Linked DNA regions of Homo sapiens: region 2 is linked to region 1. A link is a loop called in an ENCODE intact Hi-C map of the cell type or tissue named here. Cell type or tissue: B cell. All regions are shown on one strand. Each heading gives the region's core, and the rest is flanking DNA. Links, peaks and the distances in the headings are about the cores only.

Evidence for each region. Peaks named below come from ENCODE experiments on the same cell type or tissue, not always from the same donor. Only the 100,000 strongest peaks of a DNase experiment are listed, where the experiment ranks them.
Region 2: a loop joins it to region 1, with 10 times the contacts of the local background. A loop is called at or near these places in 43 of 110 quality-filtered maps.

Annotation. Positions count from the first base shown.
Region 1 is chr1:24,846,495-24,849,395 of GRCh38, reverse strand. No RefSeq gene overlaps it. Among named protein-coding and RNA genes, the nearest start is that of MIR6731, 71 kb to the left of the region's middle. RefSeq lists silencers at 599-818, 909-1,108 and an enhancer at 1,223-1,947. In B cell, for the core only: CTCF peaks have their summits at 1,102 and 1,305 (motif pointing left); a DNase peak (open chromatin) is centred at 1,205; H3K4me3 peaks cover 1,381 bases; H3K27ac peaks cover 1,154 bases.
Region 2 is chr1:24,896,896-24,899,796 of GRCh38, reverse strand. It overlaps RUNX3 (RUNX family transcription factor 3), which reads left to right. Exons shown (of 5, transcript NM_004350.3): 5 at 1-286. Among named protein-coding and RNA genes, the nearest start is that of MIR6731, 21 kb to the left of the region's middle. RefSeq lists an enhancer at 1,307-1,376. In B cell, for the core only: CTCF peaks have their summits at 1,322 and 1,521 (motif pointing right); DNase peaks (open chromatin) are centred at 686 and 1,496.

The sequences.
Region 1 (2,901 bases), core at 169-2,668:
GTGAAAGCCTATGAAAAGAAAATAAAAAATAAAAGAGAAAGAGAGAGAGAAAGGAGGGAAGGAGGGAGGGAGGGGGGAGGGGAAAAGAGGGGGGAAGAGGGGAGAAGAGAAGAGAGAAGAGGAGAAGAGGAAAAAAAATCAGCCTCCTCGAGTCTCCTTAAACCCTGCACAGGGGAGGTGACAGCAACCAACCCAGTGCGATGTTAAGCTCTGGAGCCAGATGACCTCTATCAGTTCCTGGTGTGATCTTGGGCAAATTATTTAACCTCTCTAGGTTTAAGTTTCTTTATATAAAACAATGGGGACAAGAATAGTCCCTCCTCTAATAGACTTGAGAATATGAAGAGACTTGAAACATTTTAAAAACTTTAGCACAATAACTGGTACATCGAGTTTAATGACAATTATTATCTGACTGAGGAAATTAGAGAAAGGAAGCACAGGAAGAAACTGAGGTTTATCTATTTCTTATAAGAAATTGGATCAGAAATGTGTCACTGGCTTCCCCAAAGGATGTCCCGAGGCCGTCCCTCCCCGTGGATGGGTGCCGCTTCTTCTGGCGGGGAAGTGAGGCCCGTCCGAGTCAGCAGAGCGGGGACCGCCCCGCCTGGAACCGTGGCCCCTTTTCCTAGTGCCCAGGTGGCCCCTCCCGCGGTCGGCGCTCCGGCCTGTGCCGGGCGTCCAGGAGGGCTCGCTCGGGCTCCCGTGCGCGCTCTCAGAAGCAGGGAACTGGCGCCTGGCGCGGCGGCGGGGACGCTCTCGAGTCCCCAGGCAGTGATCGGGGGCCCCCGGGGGAAGGACGCCGCTCGGGGCCAACCGCAGCGGAGCCCTCGCCCTGCCGCGACCCAACCGCCGCCCAGCCCTGTGGTTCGCGGGCGAAGCGCTTCCTCTAGCTGCCGGTGGCCGGCCGAGAACCAGGGACATGCAGAAGTGCCAGCGTCGAGGCCCACGTGCGACCTGACCTCGCGTGGACATTGGCTGGCTCCGTCACACCCAGACCGCTGGCACTTCCCACCCCACCCCACCTAGGGTGTGAGCGGGTCCCTGCCCTGCCCCGCCGGGGGAGGCGCGGAGGTGTCGGTTCGCAGCGGCGCCGGGGAGCGTCCGTTCGACACAGGAAGGAGGGAAGGAGGCCGGAGGCGCCTTCGCAGCGCGCAGCAGCCCTGACAGATCTGATAAAGAGGAAGGAAGCCGACAACGCTGCTGATCGGGTCTGGCAGCTCCCCAAACTGACGAGGTCCTGCAGCTGTCCCAGCCCTGCTTGCAGAAGTGGCGCCGAAAGGAGGGGAACCGCGGCCCCTGCTGGCCACTTCGGAACCGCACCCGAGTGGTGACAGGAAAGCGAGCAGGGGCTTTAGGGACAAGGCCGGCTGATGCCTCTCGCAGCAGGAGGTGGGGGATGCAGGGCCCCTCTGGGCCCGAGACCTCTACCTCCTGCTTGGTGCGAGAGACCTGCCCCTCAGGACAAACCAACCAAACGTGCTCTTGGCCGGGCGCGGTGGCTCACGCCTGAAATCCCAACAGTTTCGGAGGCTACGACAGGAGGATTGCTTGAGGCCAGGGGCTTGACACCAGCCTGGGCAACAGAGCTAGAATCCTGTCTCTATTTTTATTTATTTATTTTTTTAAAGAATCTATATGTTCCAGCTGGACCTCTGCTTACCTGGCAACCAACTACCTTAGTTGTCAGGGGCCAGGGAGCCAAGTCCACTCTTTTAAGGAGGAAAACAGACACACTTTTAAAGATTGCTGAGCACTATCTGCATATTGCTATATTGCCTAGCTTTGACTGTCATTTACTAGCTGTGGGATTTTGAGCAAGTTTCTTTTCTTATTTAGAGACAGGATCTTGCTCTGTTGCCCAGGCTGGAGTGCAATGGCACAATCATAGTTCACTGCAACCTCGAACTCCTGGGCTCAAGCGATCCTCCTGCCCCAGCCACCCATGTAGCTAGGACCAGAGGCTCTCACAACCTTAATTTTTTTTTTTTTGTAGAGACAGGGTCCTGCTATGTTTCCCAGGCTCTTGAGCAAGTTTCTTAACCTCCACATGCCTCAGTTTCCTCACCCATAAAATGGGAATAATAGTCTCTATCTCATAGGATTGTTAAAGAGACTAAGTTAATATACGTAAAGTGTTTAGAACAGTTCCTGGTGTATAATAAATATGTGTGTTAAATTTAAAACTTTAGATTTTCAGGCAGGATGTGGTGGCTCACGCCTGTAATCCCAGCACTGTGGGAGGCCAAGGCAGGTGGATCACTTGAGGTCAGGAGTTCGAGACCAACCTGGCCAACAGGTTACAATTTTTGTATTTGTAAAAATACAAAAATTAGCCGGGCATGGTGGAGGGCGCCTGTAATCCCAGCAACTAAGGAGGCTGAGGCAGGAAAATCACTTGGACCTGGGAGGCAGAGGCTGCAGTGAGCCAAGATCATGCCACTGCACTCCAGCTTGGGCAGTAGAGTGAGACTCTGTCAAAAAAAAAAAAAAATTCATCATGGGTTGTAGGCTACTGTAAGTAGTTCCTTATTCTGGGGATTTTCTTGGTATCTTTCAACTATTGACTTCTAGTTTAATTCCACTGTGGTCAGAAAACGTATTTTGTATTTCATTCCTTTGAAATTTGTTGAGGCTTGTTTTATGGCTCGGCATAGGGTCTGTTTCACTAAAAGTTCCACATATACCTGAAAAGAATGTACATTCTGCAGTTGTTGGATATAGCATGCCATATGCATCCATTAGGTCAAGTGGTTGTGTTATTCTCTCTTCTGCTATTCCTATGTGTGTACGTATGTGCACACGCACGTGTTTTCCTCCTTGTTCTATCAGTTACTGAGAGCTATGTTAAGAATCTCCAATTATGAGGATGAATTTGACCTCATAATTGCAGACATTTCT
Region 2 (2,901 bases), core at 158-2,657, 50 kb before region 1:
TTTTGATATAGTGTTACTGTGAGCCTGTCAGTAGTGGGTACCAATCTTTTGTGACATATTGTCATGCTGAGGTGTGACACCTGCTGCACTCATCTGATGTAAAACCATCCCAGAGCTGGCGAGAGGATGGAGCTGGGTGGAAACTGCTTTGCACTATCGTTTGCTTGGTGTTTGTTTTTAACGCACAACTTGCTTGTACAGTAAACTGTCTTCTGTACTATTTAACTGTAAAATGGAATTTTGACTGATTTGTTACAATAATATAACTCTGAGATGTGTGGAAGGAGTCCAGTGCCCGGTTTCTAGGGCTATGCATGGAGGTGGGGTGGGGTGGGGGAGAGGATGGAGACCTCCTGCTGTTGCCCAGGAGGAACAGGAACAGAGACACCCAGCACCTTCATCTCCTTGCTTCCAACTTCTTCAGGAATGGCCGCAGAGACCACCCTGGCCACAGGACAGCCGGTGAGGCCTGCTCCTGTATGGCTGGGACCCCAGGAGAGCATCAAATAGGTCTTCAAAGTGCCACAACCCTTCCACCAATCATGAGCGGGCTGTGAGTCTTCCCAGCCGTGTTGGGAGGAATTCCTATGCCTGTTCCTCAGATTCACATTTCGGGAGGGGGCAGAGGCAGAGGGAGAGTCCAAGTGCCTTGGTGAGAACCCCCCTCTGAGGCTCGTGTTTCAAGATCTGTGGCAAGCTAGCAGCAGTGGGGATTGGGAGTAAGCGGCAACTTCAGTGCCCCCATTTTGCAGATGAGACAACTGCGGTGCAAAGAAGGAGTGTCATCAAGGTCCATGTCTCCCTGGGGTTGTCCATGGCTGAACTGGGACCACAGCCCAACAATGGTAGCATGGGTGTGATGGTGTGGGGACCTGGCTTGACAGCCCCCCTCCCACCTTGCCAGCAAGGAGGCCTGGTCCACTTGGGATTTGTACCAACACACAGCCCAGAGCCTGGCCAGTTGGGATTTGTGAAGGGAAATTTTTACAAAACAGACCTTATTTTTGAGTGATGCCCACCGACTTCAAAAACCACTCCCAAAGCTTTGCCCTGCTCAGTTTGGTTGGTCTGCCTGAAACTCAGCTCCCAACAAGAAGCTTCCATTTCCCTAGCCCGGCATCCCCTTTTACCCAAAAGACAGCAGGTCCATCTCTGGACAGGACCTCAGCCGTGGCTACAGAACTTCTCTGTTGGTCTGCTCTGGGCAGCCTCTGCCAGGGTTGGTCCTGAAACGGCATCTACATGGCCAAAACTGTTTCTATTTATTTGGGGTCACTTTGTAGGGGATGGTAGCACTCCTCACCAGGCACACTTTGGTGCCACAGCAGATCGGAGAGGAGCTGTGCCCTCCAGAGTTCCTGACTCAAATCTCCATCACCTGCACCCTAGCAGGCACGAACCAGCACACCCAGCTTGCCAAGGGGAAACTCAAGGTCCCGAGAAGTCTCAGCTTGCCTGAGGTCCCAGGGCTGCGGGAGGAAGTGCTGCAGTAGCCACAGCAGCCTGCAGGTGGCAATAGGGGGCGGCATCCCTGGGCAGCAGGTGGAGAGAGTGGACATCATCCCCTTTGGACAAGGGTGAGGAGAGGCTGCCTTGGTTACAGCAAGAATTCAGGTAAGGTATTAAGAAGAACTTCCCAACCTCAGGTGACTCATTCCCGAAAGGGCCAGCTAAAGGTCTTGATGTGGGGAAGGTTTTCCCTTCCCGAGCCGTGTGGCAGTGGGAGGTCCCTGTCCCTCTCTGAGTCTCCCTTTTTGGTCATACGCTGAATGAGCACCGGCCGTGTGCCAGGTGTGGAGTAGGACCCCACACCCCATAATCGTCTGCTTTGGGACAGGGTGTACCTGGCTTGAAGGCAGGGTTGACTTTCATAGTTTTACAACCCTGGCCTCCTGGACCCTGGGCCCAGCCCCACCCATGTCCCCTGAGCCACCAGCAAGAGCTTAGGTCATGTAGAAGCCAGTTCAGATTGAGGAAGCCATTTAGTTCCACAGCCTGGGAGCCCCTGGACTCCAGAATTCCGCTTTGGAGGCTCTAGGAGTCCTGTTGATCTGGGCTGGACTTTGAGTCCCTCCAGTTTCTTCAGCCCCCACAGCTTGAGGTTGGCCCAGATGGGCCCAATGATGGACCCAGAGAGCCGGCTGTGGCCTGGGGGCTCCCAGAAGTGGCCTCCTGTGGGGTGAAGTGGCCCAGATGGACCCGCCTTGCCGGCCCCTAGGAGCAGCCCTGCCACTGTTGGGCTGTGGCCATGGGGATGGCTTTGGCTTTTACACTGAGCAATGGATGTCCTGGCAGTGAGGCTACAGGCCAGAGATGACACATTCCCACGTTAGGGCCTGGTGAGGGCTTGAGGAGATGGCGCGGGGTGGGGCCAGTGCCGTGGGTAGGGGAGGGCAGGGCTGGATGCAGACCCAGCCCTGCCTCCCTCCTCAGCCCCGGCCTCTCCTCTGCTCCAGACTGCACCCCCGCATAAATGCAGCCCCCCAGCATGGCCCAGAGGGCAGCTCTCAGCTGCACCAAACAACCCAGCCTGGCCACGTGAGTAGAGAATACACCTCAGTGGGTCGGTTCATTTTGGGGTCGTAAATGAAATGAGCTGTCAAATGGGACGGGGGCAGGAGGGAGGCCAGAGTGAAAGAATGAACTGTTCCTGGCAGAAATCCAAAATGCCCCTCATTCCTCCCCATGAGGGCTCCAGAGCTGGGAGGGGTGAGGGGCCACATCGCCCCGACATCCGCAGCCACACCTGTGTGGTCCAGTGGCTGGGGAAGCCTGGGGAGCCGGATCCCGCGCTTCCTATTTTTAGTTTTGCAGCTAAGAGTGCGCTGTGTGTTTTATATATTTATATTCACCCACAGAAAGGGCCTGCCCTGGGCCTGGCCCAGGGGACCTATCATGGGA